Regions from separate parts of the Homo sapiens genome. Here region 2 is linked to region 1. Evidence: chromatin loops called from intact Hi-C (ENCODE). Cell type or tissue: uterus. All regions are shown on one strand. Links, peaks and the distances in the headings refer to the core of each region. The heading gives the core; the rest is flanking DNA. Region 1 overlaps RAB36 (RAB36, member RAS oncogene family). Region 2 has its middle 38 kb from the start of LINC01659.

Evidence for each region. Hi-C counts contacts between places; a loop is a spot of excess contacts. Peaks named below come from ENCODE experiments on the same cell type or tissue, not always from the same donor. Only the 100,000 strongest peaks of a DNase experiment are listed, where the experiment ranks them.
Region 2: it touches region 1 in a loop (3-fold over the local background); 73 of 110 quality-filtered maps call a loop at or near these places.

What each region holds. Positions count from the first base shown.
Region 1 is chr22:23,160,541-23,168,921 of GRCh38, forward strand. RAB36 (RAB36, member RAS oncogene family) reads left to right here. Exons shown (of 11, transcript NM_004914.5): 10 at 339-458; 11 at 960-5,123. The coding sequence ends at 1,024. It also overlaps a transcript of RSPH14 not described here. Among named protein-coding and RNA genes, the nearest start is that of BCR, 16 kb to the right of the region's middle. RefSeq lists an enhancer at 6,114-6,615. In uterus, for the core only: no CTCF peak of the experiment used is centred there; a DNase peak (open chromatin) is centred at 3,325; H3K27ac peaks cover 777 bases.
Region 2 is chr22:23,391,439-23,399,678 of GRCh38, forward strand. It overlaps the pseudogene ZDHHC8BP and the pseudogene CCDC188BP. Among named protein-coding and RNA genes, the nearest start is that of LINC01659, 38 kb to the right of the region's middle. RefSeq lists enhancers at 1,463-1,963, 7,462-8,016, 8,106-8,240. In uterus, for the core only: no CTCF peak of the experiment used is centred there; no DNase peak of the experiment used is centred there.

The sequences.
Region 1 (8,381 bases), core at 93-8,092:
TCTTCCAACACTTGGGCCATAGTAGCATCTGATTGGAAGAGTAGATGCTGGGAAGCAAAGGCTCAGAAGTTTGAGGGAGTGGCCCAAGCAGGCAGTGGGGTGGGAGTTGGGAGGCTGGAGCCAGGTGGGAGGCCAGGCCAGTGGACCCTGCCCCTGGCACTGTGCTGCCTGTGTGAGTGGGTGGGGCTGTGCCCTCCTGGGGTCATTGTTACTGTCAGGGTGCTCTAGAAAGGGCTACGTGCCAACCTGAGGGTAGGCTAGCCTGGCTTTCACACCCAGATGCATTAAGGGGCAAGGAGAAACACTGATGAGGTCCCGGCTGTCTTGTGGGCCCACAGGCGAGAACGTGAAGGCATTCTTCAGCCGCGTAGCCGCCCTGGCATTCGAGCAGTCGGTGCTGCAGGACCTGGAGAGGCAGAGCAGTGCCCGGCTCCAGGTCGGCAATGGAGACCTAATCCGTGAGTATAGGTGTGACTGGGTTGGGCTGGGGAGTAGGCTGGAGGCCTAAAATCCACATGCGCCATCCTCGTCACCTGAGGCCTTGCCATTTCCTGAACTTGTGGCCCTCTCCTGTCCTTTGACCCTCCTCTCAGGGTGTCACTGCAGCCTCAGGCCTGTAGCCCCTCTGATTCCACCTGCCAGGTCAGACACCCTCCCTAGCCCTCCCTGTTCTCCTGACACATGGACCTCATGGGCATCCATGAGGTCCTCATAGCCCAGGCTGGGCGTCCCAGGCTCTGCAGATGTGTCCTGGCCCCGGCTCTCCCAGTCTGCACCTTTGCCCTCTCTGTTCCAGTGCCTGGAAGGCCCTCTCTTGGCTTGTGTCAGGCCATTCAGGCCTTGAACAGCAGGCCCAGAAGCTTCAGCTCACAGCTCTGACTGTCAGGGCCGGCATCCCCTGCCCAGTGTCAGCTACAGGATTCCTGGTTGATGCTAAATTACTTCTCCCCTCCTTACAGAAATGGAAGGGAGTCCGCCCGAGACCCAGGAGAGCAAGAGGCCCTCCAGCCTGGGCTGCTGCTAACTGGGGCCTGCGTGGAAGGCCTCCGCTCCCTGCACACACACGGACAGGAATTTCCGTGACTGTGGTGTGGAGACTGGAGCCCAAGCTCTGCAGCGTGTCGCCCTCAAGCTGTAGGCCCATGTTCCAGTCCCTCCACCCACCCACCGGGCTCAGCTCCAGGGCACAGTCACTTGTCCGTTGCAGGTTGGGCACTAGAAAAGGCCCCCACTGGCTGCCTGGGAGCCCCACACCACCGGGCCAGTGCAGGCACTGTGGTGATCCCATAAAAGGCCAGTCCATTTGCAGGGTCATCAGACAGTCACCTTTGGCCTCAAGAGGCCTCAGAACTGCAAACTCCTGCGTCGGTCTATACTACTCGGCCATGGCCCACATCAGCAGTCAACCCTGCACTCTTTCCCAGCGATCTTGGATGTGTCCCCAGGATCCGTCACAGTGTTCCAGGCAACCTGGACTTGTCAAAGTCAGCACCTGAAGGAGAGGCCACCTGCCATTCCCCCTGGGAGTTTTCTGTTGTCAGCAGGACTTATGGTTCTGGGTCTCAGAGCTTCAGGCCTCACTGTCCTTCTGCCACGGATGCTCAAGGTTCCTGGGCAGACCAGCACCTCTGGAGGACAATGGACAAAATGTCTCTTAGACCTGTTCTGGCTGAAGGGCTATCTCTGGCACCTCTGAGATCCCTAGGTCCTGCCCTCCTGGTCCGTGGGCCAGGATGTGCAGAACAACCACTCAGGCCTTTCTGGCCCACCTGGACAGTGCATTTACCTGTGTGCTGCGGGAGGCAGACTGCACAGCTGTCCTAGGGTAACTCACTCTGCAGCCCTTGAACATGGCACTGCCCTCCTCTGGCACTCATGCTGGGCCTGTGCCCACTGCTGCCTCTCCATCCCTCTCTCATTGGCCTATACATCTCTTAGGACCTTTGTAATGGTGTCCATGCACCTTTAGAGGACTTCAGAGGCCCTGCCAAGTCTAGCATGTTCCTGTCTCCAACACCGCCTCCTGCACATGCAGAGCAGACAGAAATACCCCACACATTCCCCAGCCTCTCTGCCCAGTATGCTCATCCACAGGGTTTTCTCACTGCTATGAACCAGCCCCACAGCCCCAGGCCCCTGTCACCTGGCTATGCCCACTCATCCCACCCGTCTCGTGCTGTTGCTTCCCGTAGATGGCGAGCACCTTGCAGGCAGCCTTCTGATCAGTACTGCTCTCCTAGGGCCTGGCACACTGCAGCTGCCCTGTAAATGTTCAGCTCAGCGATTGCCAAATACCAGTTAGGGAAGAACACTGGCATCTTTTTCTATTCATTCCCCCTTCAACATATTTTTTGTAGTTTTTTATATAAATGACTTTTTTTTTTTTTTGAGATGGAGTTTCACCCTTGTTGCCCAGGCTGGAGTGCAATGGCGTAATCTCGGCTCAGTGCAACCTCTGCCTCCCAGGTTGAAGCGATTCTCCTGCCTCAGCCTCCCAAGTAGCTGGGATTACAGGCATGCACCACCATGCCTGGCTAATTTTGTATTTTTAGTAGAGATGGGGTTTCTCCATGTTGGTCAGGCTGCTCTCGGACTCCTGATCTCAGGTGACCTGCCCACCTCGGCCTCCCGAAGTGCTGGGATTACAAGGGTGAGCCACCATGCCCGGCCATAAATGATTTTATTCATTTTTATGTTTTCTTTTGGGCGGCGGGATGGAGTCTCTGTCACCCAGGCTGGCGTGCAATGGCACGATCTTGGCTCACTGCAAGCTTCCCCTTCCGGGTTCATGCCATTCTCCTGCCTCAGCCTCCCGAGTAGCTGGGACTACAGGCACGTGTGACCATGCCGGGCTAATTTTTTATATTTTTAGTAGAGAGAGGTTTCACCGTGTTAGCCAGGATGGTCTCGATGATCTGACCTCGTGATCTGCCCGCCTCGGCCTCCCAAAGTGCTGGGATTACAGGCCTGAGCCACCGCGTCCGGCCTCCATAAATGACTTTTAAAGGGGTTGTATGTTTAGTGTGAACAAAGACAGTACAAAGCATATAAAATACAAGGTGAAAGCCCCCCCCCCGCCACATTAGCTGCGCCCCTGAAGTGTCTCCAGCAGAAGAGATGGATGAATGGAAGGACACACAGATGGACAGAGAGCAGGAAAGACTGTTAGCTCTGCTAACAGTCAGGACTATTCCTTCTGGACTCTGTGCCTTTGCCTGCACAGCTAGTGTTGATGGCTTGTTTGTTGTTTTCACCAGAGTGAGCTCCTTCTGGACATACTGCCTGGCAGCCTGCCTTCCTAGGGAGCTGGCGCCAAGGCCTCTCCCTGATGGCACACAAGGAGCCTCCTTCCTGTAGCAGCGCCCAGTTTTCATGTGGATGGATTGTAGTTCATTTGACCCTCCCCATCCGCGGGCCATCCGGCTTGTGTCCAGCTTTTAGCTCTTGCCAATGGTGCTGCAGTGGCCATTCTTGTAGTTATAGCTTTGCGTACTCAGGAAGGCCCTTCTCCCGACTGCGGCCCCCAGCCTGGTCCACTAAATGCAGCCTGTGGTCGGGCAGACAGCATTGGGGTCCATTAGGAAGACCAGGTTTGCTGGGCATAAGCTTCACAGGACGGGAGAACCTGCCCATGGTGGACTGTCGTTCTCCACAGCTCCCTTCCCTTGCCCCTTCGGGCCTCCAGGATATGTTTGCGGGGGTGGGTGTGGTGTCCAGCTGTTACCAGCTTCTGAGCTAGAGCTGTACTGCCTCACGTACACCCCCACCTCTGTAAATGGTCCTTGATTAAATCGTCCTCATATTACCTCCTGCAATGTGCCAGCTGATTCCCACACACCCTGACTGACATAGTTGTGGCCTCTCGAACTTTGATATTTGGCCTGGGAGGACAGAAGAGTAAGGTCGCCACGGAAACGCAAGGGGCTCAGTTGTCCCCCCACCCCAAGTTGATGCAGCATCTTCTCGGTCAGAATTGCTTCAGGGTGGTTTGCGCACCCTCACTTTGATGATTTAATGAAGACATTTCCTTCTTTCCCAGCATCGGGCAGTAAGTTTCCTGGGCAGAGGCACTTTCTGTTGGTCTGGTCTTGTGGGCCCAGGCAAGCAGCCCCCTGCAGCCAAGGTGCGGCAATGACCACAGTGACCGCGTCCAAGTGCTGCCGAAACGCCTTTTTCCTCTTCCCTGTTTCCCTGGACCCTTTCCTGCTCTCTGTCCATCTGTGTGTCCTTCCGTTCACCTGTCTCTTCTGCTGGAGACACGTACCTGAAGCAGGTCCTCTCCTGTCACTTCCTGGCTCCCCAGGGCTAGGTCCCAGGGTGCTCTCGCTCTGGCTTTCGAGGCTCCTCACCACCCAGCCCACCCCACCCCCACAGGCCCCTGTGCTCCAGTTTCATCCCTGGTCACAATGCAGTCTGCAGATGCCAGACCCCTCTTCTGTGCCCAACGGCTGGGACACCCCTACTCCCAGAGAGGCCTCTGTGGACACCCCCACAGCTCTCGCAGCACTTGATACCTTGAGTGTGATTGGTCACATCTGGGCTTTCTCCCCCACCCATCTGTGGAACCCCAAGAGCCAGGACAGTGACCTCATCACCTCTACTGTCTCCCCTAGCACCTCTGGGAGGAAGGGCCCACAGTAGGTGCTCAATAGATGTGTAAAGAAGGCAGGGAAGCAAGAAGGTTGCTCAAACAAGACCATGTTCCCAGCAGACAGATTGCACTCTGACCCAGATGCCACCACACGAAACTTACACCTGCCTGGGGAACAATCCTGTGCTTGGCTCTCCTTGGTGGCCAGGGACAGTTGTGCCTCATCCCTCACTTGCAAACCCCAGTCCTGTCTGACCCAGAGACCCTCACAGGGCATCAGCCAGTGAAGGCGGTTTGGGGCTGGAGGATATGTTCTGATCTTGGGAAGAGCTTGGTAGGAGCCAGCCACAGAAAGTTTCAGGGCAGAACTGAACAGGTCTCGGGAAGGACACTTCATGCCAGCTAGAGAGGCTCTGGGCACAGGAAAGAATTGGACTTCGGGCAGAAAAATGTTTGTGCTATTTAGTACTATGTAACAAATCACTCCAAAACTTCATTGCTTAAAGCAACAAGCATGTATTATTTCTCATGATTCTATGATTTGACCAGCTATTCTTCCGCTCCCTGCTTGGTAGCTGGGCCACTAGGATGACTCTCCCAGAGTCCAAAATGGCCTCCCTCATATGAGTGGCAGGTGGTGTGGCTCTACCTGAATGCTTGGCAGGGCCTTGCCACATGGCAGCTTGGGCTTCCTCACAGTGTGGTGGCTGGTTTCTAAAAAGGACTGTTTCCAGGCTGGGCACAGTGGCTCATGCCTGTAATCCCAGCACTTTGGGAGGCCAAGGCGGGCGGATCACGAGGTCAGGAGATAGAGACCATCCTGGCTAACATGGTGAAACCCTGTCTCTACTAAAAATACAAAAAATTAGCCAGGCATGGTGGCACGCACCTGTAGTCCCAGCTACTTGGGAGGCTGAGGCAGGAGAATCACTTGAACCTGGGAGGTGGAAGTTGCAGTGAGCCGAGATCTTGCCACTGCATTCCAGCCTGGGTGACGGAGTGAGACTCTGTCTTTTAAAAAAAAAAAAAAAAAAAAAAAAAAAAAAGGAGTGTTTCCAGAGACAAGCCCCAATGTGTAAGTGCTTATCAAGCCTCTGTTTACATCACACTTGCTATATTTGGCCAAAATGGGGCATTTTGGCCAAATGTCCAAAGTCCAGAGTCAGTGTGGGAGGGGATTTCATAAGGGTGTGAAGAACTGGAGGTCTGATGCATTGGGGGCCAATATGGGGGGGTGGGGTGCAATATAGGGAACTAAGGGAGAGAGTAAGATGAAGGGCTGTGTCCCAATGTCTGCTCCTTTTTTGTCCTGAGGCAAAGCAAGGGCTTTCTCCCTAAGCAACAGCTCCTTACCCTGACCTTTGCCAATGAACTCAGCATAGAGGTGCTTCCTCAAGAAAGCCTGCTTTAGCCTCTCCAGCTGGGTCAGGTTGCCCTTGATCCCTATCCTGGTCTCTTTACAATTCCCTTACCGTCCTGGTGGCCTTGGTGGTCTGCCTTGTTCACTGCTGCATCCCCAGCACCAGCCTACTAAGTAAGCCTTGGAATGAGTGCACGGCTAGTCTCACAGTGCAGCCTCACACGATGTTGTTAACTGGTGCTCTACACCTTGGATCCCAAGAGGGCGAGGCCAGAGCCCAGGTCACCCCTGACCCCAGCAGGCACCACCACCCACCACCCACTGGAACCCACTTGCAGTGGAAATTCTGACCCACTGTTCCCCAAAGCAGAAGTCATCCAGGAGTGGGGTGCCTCCTGGGGGAGTAGCAAGAGGCCACATTTATGGAGCACGCTCTTTGTGCCAGCCCCGTATGCAGTGAGGTGCTCTGGAAGCTCGTTTAACCACAGCAATGCTGTGGGCTCACTACCACCCCCGCCCTGTCCCCGCCTGACAGGTGGGGAGACTGAGGTGCAGACAGCTGAAGAGATGGGACACACCTGAGCACCTCCTCCTCCTCTGAACTCCTGGTCCCTCCCCTGCCTCTGCTGCCAACCCCACTTGGAGTCTAATCCCAGTGGGAATCTGCTGCAGGTGCCCTCACCCCTGGGGCTCAATGTCTCTCAGTCAGTTGCCCCAGCACACTGCCACCCAGGGTCGAACCCCAAAAGGAGTTTATTCGCATGGCCCCAACCAAGCTCAGCCCTCCTCAGGGTCCCCCAGCTGAGCCTTCCCCTTCACTGCCGCTCCCTGCACCCTCACAATGTGAGTCTATGATTCTGTCCTTCCCAGCCCAGCAGCCATGGTTGACAGAGGCTCCACAGGGACCGGAGCAAGGCAGTTGCTCTCAGCATCTTTCAACCCTGTCCCCTGGGTGCCTGCCTGCCTCCCCCTCCTCCCAGCCCTGCTGCAGGCCTCTGGAGTGGAGAGGAGGCCAGCAGGATCCATTCGACTCACATTTCAGCCTGGGGGATGGGATGGACCACTGTCAGACAAACCTCACTCTCTGGAGGGATGCAGGGCATCTTAACCCAGGAGAACTCAGGTCACCTACAATCTAGGTAACTGAATACTGAAATGGACAGAGGATCGGTTAAATTGACACGTTCACTCATTCATTAACTCTTTTTTTAATTAATTTATTTTTTTTTTTAAGGCAACACAGCCAGGGTCTCGCTGTGTTGCCTGGGCTGGCCTCAAACTCCCGGTCTCAAGCAATCCTCCTGTCTCAGCCTTCTGAACAGCTGGGACTACAGGTGCACTACTGCACCTGGCTTCATTGACTAATTCTCATTTTTTTTGAGATGGGGTCTCGCATTGTTACCCAGGCTGGAGTGCAATGGCGTGATCATAGCTCAGTGCAACTTTCCATCATCAAGCAATCCCCCCACCCCAGCCTCCCAAGTTGTTGGGACTACAGGAATGAGCCAGCATGCCCAGCTAATTTTTAATTTTTTTTTTAATTTCACAGAGATAGGGTCTGTGTTGCCCAGGCTGCACTAATTCTTACTTGTTCATGCATTCAGCTTTCCTGGAGCCCCCTTTCTGGCCCAGCCCTTTGCATTCTCCCATTCACTCCTCCCGCAGCCCACACGGCAGATGCCAGCCCGACCCCATTTTCACAGGTGAGCCAGGCTTGGCATGGGGCATAAGCCCTGGGTCCACACAGGCAGGGCTAGACTGGGAGGCAGCTCCCTCCAGCTCTTGAAGTCCTGGGCCCCCGGGGATGCTGACAGGTAGCCAAGGAATCCCAGGCTTGGAGGGGACTGCAGAGAGACACAGCAACCAAGGGAGCCCAGGACAGGGATGAGAGAAGACATGTGGGGGGTTTCAGAGGAAGAAACTCACAGCACAGAGAGGGACCCCTCCTCTCCTGAGGGAGAAGCGGCTCCTGGAGACTGGGTGGACCCTGGGCACCGCTCCCCGCCACACACACACACAGACACCTGCCGCTTCAGGCACTGTGTGAGATGCGATGCCCTCCCAGCAGTTCCCAGGCTCCTCTGCCATCTGCTGTGGCCTACCAATGTCATCTCCCATATGTCAGCCTTCCCCTGAAGGAAACTGATGAGCAGCCAGGACGTATGACTGTCACATGCTCCTTCCAGGCAGCACAGACCCTTCCTGGCCTCCTCCCCTTTGTCCAGGCACCCCCTCAGTATTCAGGGCCACCAGCCAGTGTCTAAGCCTGGGCCCCAGGAAGGTGAGGGAGCAGGCATGGGACTCCTGTCCCTGGGCACTGTCAGCAGGCTCACCCCTTGTCTTCTGGGATACATGGTGGGTGGTCTGGGAGGCAAACCAGGTCTGGGCTCCCTCTTCCCTGACAGGTGGTTGGCACCCCTAGCCTGAGGG
Region 2 (8,240 bases), core at 241-8,240, 230 kb after region 1:
GGCAAACTCTGCCTCCCAGATACCACACAAGGACTTCTCCGAGCCAGCTTTCTGAGGGTTAACTGAGGGCTGAGGGGTTCAAGAAGGAGGACACGGGCACAGGGACTCACGGGCAGTGAGAGGCAGTGGGGCCAATGGCGTGAGGAGCACCAGAGAGCAGGAGGGAACGGGCCTGGGGCGTGAATCCGGCCCCATGAGTGCTCTTCGGCCGCCCAAAACCGGTCCCATGGGTAACAGCGTGGCCTTCGGCAAGTGACTAAAGGGCTTCCTGCCTCAGCTTCCCCACCTGTAAACAGAGGATAACAATGGCATGTACTGGATCTGGCATAAAGTAAATGTTCAATAGATAGCTAGAAAAGAATGTTTTAAAACCTCAGAGATACATTAGGCGAAAATAAAAGCTGGGCTACAGAATGACCTCTTCCGTGGGGACGAGGGGCAGAGGACGGCAGCCCACCTCCAGGAGGAGCTTAAAGAGGCGGCTCCTGGCTGCAGGGACAGGAGATAGAAGTGGGAAAGGCTTGGGCGCCATTTTTATTGTTTGGTATTTTTTGAATCCACACTGTGTGTGTATTATCGGTTTTACATCTTAAGAAAAATAACCAGGCTGGGTGCAGTGGCTCACGTCTGTAATCCCAACACTTTCAGAGGCTGAGGCAAGAGATCGCTTGAGGCCAGGAGTTTGAGACCAGCTGGGCAACACAGGGAGACCCCCCCATCTCTGCAAAAAATTTAAAAATTAGCCGGGCATGGTTGCATAAATCTGTAGTCCTAGCTACTTGGGAGGCTCAGATGGGAGGATTGCCTGAGCACAGGGATTGGAGGCCGCAATGAGACATCATTGTGCCACTGCACTCCAGCCTGGGTGACAGAGCAAGGCCCTTTCCCATAAAAAGAAAGAAAGAAAAAAAACTCTTGGTGGGTCAGAGGCAGTGAGGTCATCAGGCGGGGCAGCTTCAGGACCAGGTGGAAGGGGCCCACTGTGACCTCCCTGGCTGCACCCAGGCCTTTGTGACTGGGAGCCAGTGGGTCACCCAGAGCCCTCAATAAGAGGGCAGCAGGTCGGGCCAGGCCAGAGCCTGGACCTGGGGTCAGGAAGGGGTTGCAGGGAAGGATGGAGGGGCTGAAAACCCTGGGCCCCTGCGGCCACGCCCAACCCCAGTGTCCCCCAGCCGCAGCCTCCAGCAGCCATGGAGGATGCCTGGACTAGCACTGCCAGGGATTTGTAGTGTGACCCTGCCTGGGCCCCATCTCCTCTGCTCACTCAGTGCAGTCCCAGAGACCTTACCCAGTCCCAGGGGCAGGGGGTAGTGGGGAGGGGATCCAGGGTGGAGGGCGAGGCTGCCAGGATCTTTTCTGTCCAGCGAGGAGCAGAGAGCGAGAAACCCTGAAGGGCTGAGACAAGGAGACCTGGAGTCAGGGCTCGGGTGGGGCTGGCCCCTGCACCCAGGGTCGAACCAGGGGGCTCCCAGGCAGGGGGGATTCACTGGCTCCGGGGTCAGACCCTGCCCATGCCCACCCCTGTCATCAGAGGGAGGGGCCCTGGCCTTGCCCAAGGCAGCCCTGTCCCAGCTTCAGTGTGGGCCTCTGGGCTCTGCAGAACAGTCCTTCCTGGAGCAGGAGAACCACAGCCTGGTGAGCACCCACCCATCACCTGGCGCCCCTGCCCCAGCCCCAGCCCCAGCCCCAGGAGCGGCCATGACAAGCAGTCCCCTCTCTCTGCTCCCCACCCCAGAAAAGACAGAACCAGGACCTTCGGGAGCAGCTGGGGGCCCTCCTGGGGCCGGGGCAGCAGTTCCTGCCCCTGTGTCCCGAACACTCAAGCTGCACTGCTCTGGCCTGGGTAAGTACAGGGCCCAGGGACCCCATGCAGCCAATGCCCCACTAGCCCACAGCCTTGGGGCTGATCTGGGGGCTCTCCCACAGCCCCCCGACCCGGCTGGCACGCAGCCCTTGGGGAACAGGGCACCTCTGCAGCTGCTGCGGCGGGAGCTGTCCCAGGGGCAAGAGGCTTTCGTGCAGCCGTCCCTGGTGGGCCTGGGGGAGGGGCTGTGGGGGGAGGAAGCTTCGTACAGCACTCCAGGTGGGCCTGAGGGGTTCATTAGGGAGGGAGGTCTTCGTGCAGTAGGCTAGTGGGCCCGGCGGGGAGGTACCGGCCACCCTGCTGATGCTGCCCAAGCCCACCCTGGGCCCCACCCTCAACGAGCTGCAGCAGATCCGCCTGTGCTTTGAGAGGAAGAAGATGGTCATCACAGAGGTGCCCGCCTGGCTGAGGGGGAGGGGTGCTGGGGGCCACCCCGTGGGTCCTGCTCCTCAGGCGTGACCCCACCTTCTCCCAGGCGTGGGACAACGTGGCTGAGATGCACGTGGCCCTGAACAACCAGGCCACCGGGCTCCTGGTAGGTCCCCACAAGGCAGCACCCAGAAGGATGGGGCCCGGCGGGCAAGAGGCCGGGGAGGGCAGGGCCAGGGGCCTCATGTGCTTACCTCCTCTGGCCCCCAGAACCTCAAGAAGGACATCTGGGGCGTGCTGGACCAGATGGAGGACATCCAGCTGGAGATTCTCAGGTAACACAGGGGCAGGGGCTGGGCCAGCTGAGCAGGGTCTCGGAAGGGGTTCTGGTCAGGACAAGGCAGATACATCCTTGACCCTCCCCACCTACCTCCATAGCACTGAGCCGGGGGTGGGTGCCAGGCTGGGGGGTGGAGGGCGTGGGGTCTTGACAGTGAGGCCTCTGCAGGGAGCGGGCCCAGTGCCACACTCAGGCCAAGAAGGAGCCGCAGATGGCGAGCATGGCAGTGAGCCCCCCACGCCCCACTCTGGGTCTGGAGACCAGCCCCCCACCCAGCACCCTGCTTGGGCAAGGGGGAGAAATGAGCTCCAGCAGAGCAGGTCCAGGGTGGGGGGCATCTGAAAAGTGGCTGCAGGAGCCTGTCCAGGAGGAAGGGGCCAGGGCTGCGGTGCGGGGAGCCCTGTCTGAGGAGGGTTTCCCAAAGCCAGGGATCCCCGCCCTCAGCCTGGACCCTCGGAGTGGGCTCCCCTCCCCATCAGAAAGGGAGACCAAAGTTGGAAAGCTCCAAGGGCCTGGCAGGCCAGCTCTGGTAGGTGACTGTGTGGCAGAGCCCAGCCCCCAGGCCCCCTGCGTGCCCCTGGCCCTGACTGCCACCGCCCGTAGGCTGCTGATCCTGAGGCTGCTGCTGGGCACCCTGCTGGTCGCCTACGTGTACATGGTGAACCCCAGGCCCTTCGAGGGGCTGGTGCCGCCCCTGCTGAGCCGTGCCACCATCTGGAAGCTCCGGGCCCTGCTGGACCCCTTCCTGCGCCTTGAGGTGGATGGCTTCCTGTCCTTCTAGGCCGGAGGCCCAGCGGCCCCAGCAAGGAGGTGGCCAGGCGACCAGCGCTGCCCCAGATGCCCAGTGGCTGCGCTGGCCCCCTGCACACGGCACCACTGTGCACCGTCCCTGCCAGGAGCTGCAGAGAAGGGGGGTGGCGGGGTCTGTCCTGAGGGTTGGGCCTGTGGTTGGACATAGAATCATGACATATGTAGCCGGTGAGCACGTCTCTGTGGAAATTGGGGAAGGGACGCCGGGGCGATCCGGCAGCGAGGGTCCCTCAGGGTGGAGACCCCAGCTCAGGGCCGGCTTCCCACCCCACATCCCACCTGCCCTCCAGAAGGCAGCCCCTCTGCACGGGGCTCTGACCCAAGGCGTCTTAGGAGGGTCTCCACTGAAAGGCAACAGCAGTAAGGACTGGGGAGTCCTCAGGTCTTGCCCCCTGGGCCAGGCCCTCCCAGGGACCTCAGAGGTCAGGTTTTCAGCACTGAACCTGCTGATCCACTGACCTCATGCCCCTCATGCAACTCCCCTCCCTTCCTGGCCACCACCCTCCCTGCCCAGGTCCTGTCACCTCCCCAACCCAGGGCCCTGTCCGGTCCAGGGGGCCACACTGGTAGACAGAACTGTGGAGATCAACACCAAAAATTCTATCTGGGGAATTAATTAGCAGGGATACCCTTAAGAACAATAGAGAATGGTTTTGTGGCTTTCTCATCCCAAAATGGGAGAAATAGAGCCGCAGCCCAAGGTAAACCAGGGACAGGGACCCTGTGCTGAAGGGCTGGCCGGGATGCCACGCTGCCATAGGCTGTACCACTGCTGGAGGACACAGGACTTGGGCCTTGGGCCCTCTGAGCTCCCAGCGGCATCATCTTTGGGAGCAGGCAACCCCAGCGGGGCCCAGGCAGAGCTGGCCATGACCACAGGACCTTGGTGGCAGGCAGGGGCCAATGGCTCACCAGGCTAGCGGCTCCAGGAAGTTAAGTCATCTGTTCATGTGTCAGGGGAAGGGAAGGAGGAGTGCAGAAACCTTTGGGGGCAACCTGAGACCCCCCCACCCAGCCCACTCCACGGAGGCCTGGGCTCCCAGAGGAGGAAGTGGCTTAGTCTAAAGAGGTTGGTTGGGCAGGGAGGCCGGGCAAAGGTTGTGCTGGTCCCCACAGCTCTGGGGCTGCCCCCTGTGGGGTGCTGGACCCCCTGCAGCAGGTGGGGGACTCCTTGAGGTCACGTGGACACAGGGTCTCAGGCGCTGGCAGGCTGGGAGTCTGTCAAGCTGTGGCTGGTGAAGAGAGCCCAGCCCACCCCCAGCCCTGCCCCAGGGTCCATGGCAGTCTGACCTCCTGGGTCCCCAGCTGGGCTGTCCCAGACCCGCCTACTTGTCATCCTGCTAGGGCCCGGAAAGGCTGGGGAAAAGACTGGAGGCAGCCAAGGGCAGGCAGCACATGGCCCCGCATGGGGGTGCCCTGGCGACCAGGCTCCAGGGGGCCCGCAGTGGTGGGTGGTCCTCTGGGTGGCCAAGGTGGCACAGGAGCAGCCCAGGAGGCACCCAAGGCTGGCCACACTGCCCCCATCCACAGGTGCAGGTGCCAATCCACCCCCTGTGGGCTGTGGCATCCGTGAGAGAGAAGCAGAAAGTTGGTCAACACGGCACCAGCTTCAGGGCCCTAGAGCTCACACCCTTCCCGCACTGAGATAGCCTCAGCCCAGGATGTCTCAGCCCCGAACAGCTGTGCACCCCTCACACTCCCTCAGCGCTGCCCCTGGCATTTGGCAGGCAGGAGAGTTCCAGCAGGTTCAGCAGCCCCTACAGGGCCCTGTGCCAGCAGGTGGCCCCTATGCACCCCTATTTCATCTCCCCAAGCTCTTGGGTTCCTGGGATTCCCCTGTGGGTAGTGGCAGACCCAAGTCTTTCCCCCAAACACCCTGTCACTGCCAGAACTGATGCAGACCCAAGGCGAGAGACCCTCACACTTCCCAGCCACAGACCATCGGCCACCCCCTCCTCCCAAGCCTCTGACTCAGCCCAAGTCCACAGAAATGCCCCCAAGGAACCCACCGATCCCTGCACACCAGACAGCAGCCACCCCCTCTTCTGAGGCCTGGCCCCTGCCCTCCCCTAACTCTGGGGGTTCTGCAGCAACAGCCCTGGCCTTGCCTGAGGAAAGAATCAAAATAACTTTTTTAAAATAAAATTATAGATATATAGATGTAGATATAAAAACATAAAACAGAAACAACGCAAGCGGACGCTGTTGTGTGCTTACTCTCAGGTCCCTGACACCAAGGGAAGCACTGACCCCTCCCCAGTGTGCTTTGCCACGGCGTGAGCACCGCAGCCAGGCCGGGGCTGGGGACGTGGCATGCCTTGGGGCAGGGTTCTCCAGTTTGGCAGGGAGGGCCTGAGGGCTGGGGAGGAGGCTCTGGGTGTCACAGGCCCCGTGGCAGCATCACCCCCGTGCCTGCTCCCGCCTGCCCCGTTGCCTCCCATAAGAGCATAAAAAAAGGTTCAGGCTTTGGTGAAAGGGACGGCGGCGGCCGGAACACTGACACATGGCTGGCCATCTGTCCACCCATCCACCACTACCCAGAGCAGATCAGAGCAGAAGCATCATTGGCCTTGCCAAGCTACGAGCTTCCAGCGGGGTCCATGAAAGGCAACGTGTTAGGAGTAGCCTGGCTGGGGACACTCGGTCTGGGAACCCACAGGCTGTGTCGGAAGGACGGCGGGGGCCCTGGGTGCCTCTGTCGATCTCTGGGACCCATCCGTAAGGGGACCGTTGGGGGCTGGCCTGGCAATGACCTGGGGTGCATGGGTGATGGGAGTGAGCCAAGCCTGGCTGAGAGAGCGTGCCCCAAAGAGACTGACTGGGCCCCCTCACTGCCCCAGCCATGGGATGGGCCCAGACACAGACCAGCCCAGTGGCCCTTGGCCCAGTGAGCCAACTTCCCCATGGGCAGATGAGTGGACGGGCAGATGAGTGGACAGGCAGGCAGAGCGCTTGCGGCAAGCTGTGGAGGCGTGGCACTCTCTCCCGCCGATGGGTCCACACCAGGCTGGGGTGGCCTTGGGTCCCTGGGGCAGAGAAGTTGATGGGGAACGGGGGTGTGCTGCGGGGTCCTGGTCCCCGTGGCACCACGGCGGATGGGTGGTGGTCAGTCCTCACACCAGGATCTCGTACATGGTCCCACCCACGCCAGACACCTTCTTAACCAGCGTGTGCCACATAGATCTGGCAGAGGGCCCTGGGGGGCCTGTGGCAGGTCCCAGCCGGGCCAGGCCCAGAGACTGCCCATTAAGCTTACCTGGGGGAGTCTTCAGCTGAGGGTGGTCCCTGCATCAAAACAAGCACATACACGCATGCACACGGTGAACACACGAACACGGGGACAGAGGACGGAGGAGGCAACAGGACAGAGACGACACAGACGTGGACTGGTGTAGCCATGTCGTGGGGCCCTGGGCAGTCCCTGCCCTCTAGGCTCGGAGGGTTCACCCAGAAAGTAGGAGGGAGATGCAGAGCCTGCCTGGGGAGCGGCTGTGCCATCACAGGACAGATGTTGTCAGAACTGCCACCACCCTCCCAAGTCCCTGGGTCCCTAGGCAGCACTGGCCACAGAGAGCATGGGGCAGTCAGGTGGGCACTGAATGGAGCCCCTGCCCTGCTCTGCACTGGGAGCCCGGCCACTCTGCCTGGCCTCATTCCTGCTCTCTCTCAGGAAAACGAGGGGCTGCCCTCCTGCCCACCAGCGCTGACCAACAGCAGCTCTATCCTTGCTGCTTAAACCTTCTCAAGGTGAGAGCCCTTTGTCCCCGGGCTGCGATCCCTGCCTGGCTGCAATGCTGCCCACTTCTAGGTCTCGGGCTCCCCACTCATCACTCCCAGTGGCAGCCTCCTCCCCAACTCCACAAAAGCTGAACAGACTCCTACCCTGTGGGGTAGGGGAGGCCTCCTCAGGGCTGGACTGCTGTGCCCTCAGCCCCTTTGTGGCCAAGTGGCCTGGGCTGGGCTGGGCGGGGCTGGGCTCTCCCCCTGGGGCCGCATCTGACGACAGGAAACAGCTGAGCCTGTGCTTGAGGTTTCCAGGCCCAGACGGGGTGACAGACGACAGATGCCGTGAGGACACCATGCGTCCGTGGCGTGGGTCCTGGCCCCAGCAGGTGTGCAGCTCTCCTACCTGGGCCTGGGCCTACAAGCCAGCTGACCCCGCTCTCTCAGTTACCAACCTGCTGGGTGCCTGGAGCCAGCCTGCTTTCTCCAGTCCTCAGTTTCCCCACTACGAGCAGGGAAGCCCCTGCTTCCCAGAACTATGTCCCACAGGGAGGGCCAGGGCCCGGCCACCCAGGGAGGCACATTCTGCTGCGAGGTAATGTCCTCAGCCCCAGCCTCCTAGAGATGCAGCAAAGCAGGCCCAGGGAGAGCACCGGGTAGACAGGGCCACTGTGACCCAGGATGCCAGAGCCACAGCCTAAAGGAGGCCCAGGCTGCCACATGATACTGACCCCAAAGAGAAAGCCCCATGGCCTCCTACGTGCTGGGTCTGTGCCAGCTCTGGAAGAACAAGTCATTGGGATCAGGACACAAATTCTCATACCCTGTCCCCAGAGCATGCCCAGGACATCCTCAGAGCTGGGCCACACGGGCTAGCCAAAGCCTTCAATGCAGGGTGAGGCGCATCCTCCCTGTCCCGTCCCCAGAGAAAAACTCAGGCCCCTGGGATGACCTATGAGTGCCCAGCCAAGAGGGGCCCTGCAGACGGCTGGACAGCTGCCCTGTGCCAGGAAGCCCACCCGCACCTCCCAGCACCCACCTCTGCACGGTCAGCGAGGGCGGTGGCTCTAGGAGGTCCATTTGGATGAAGGTGACACCTTTGGGGCCTGTGTAGGATGGTGAGTGGGGAGTGCC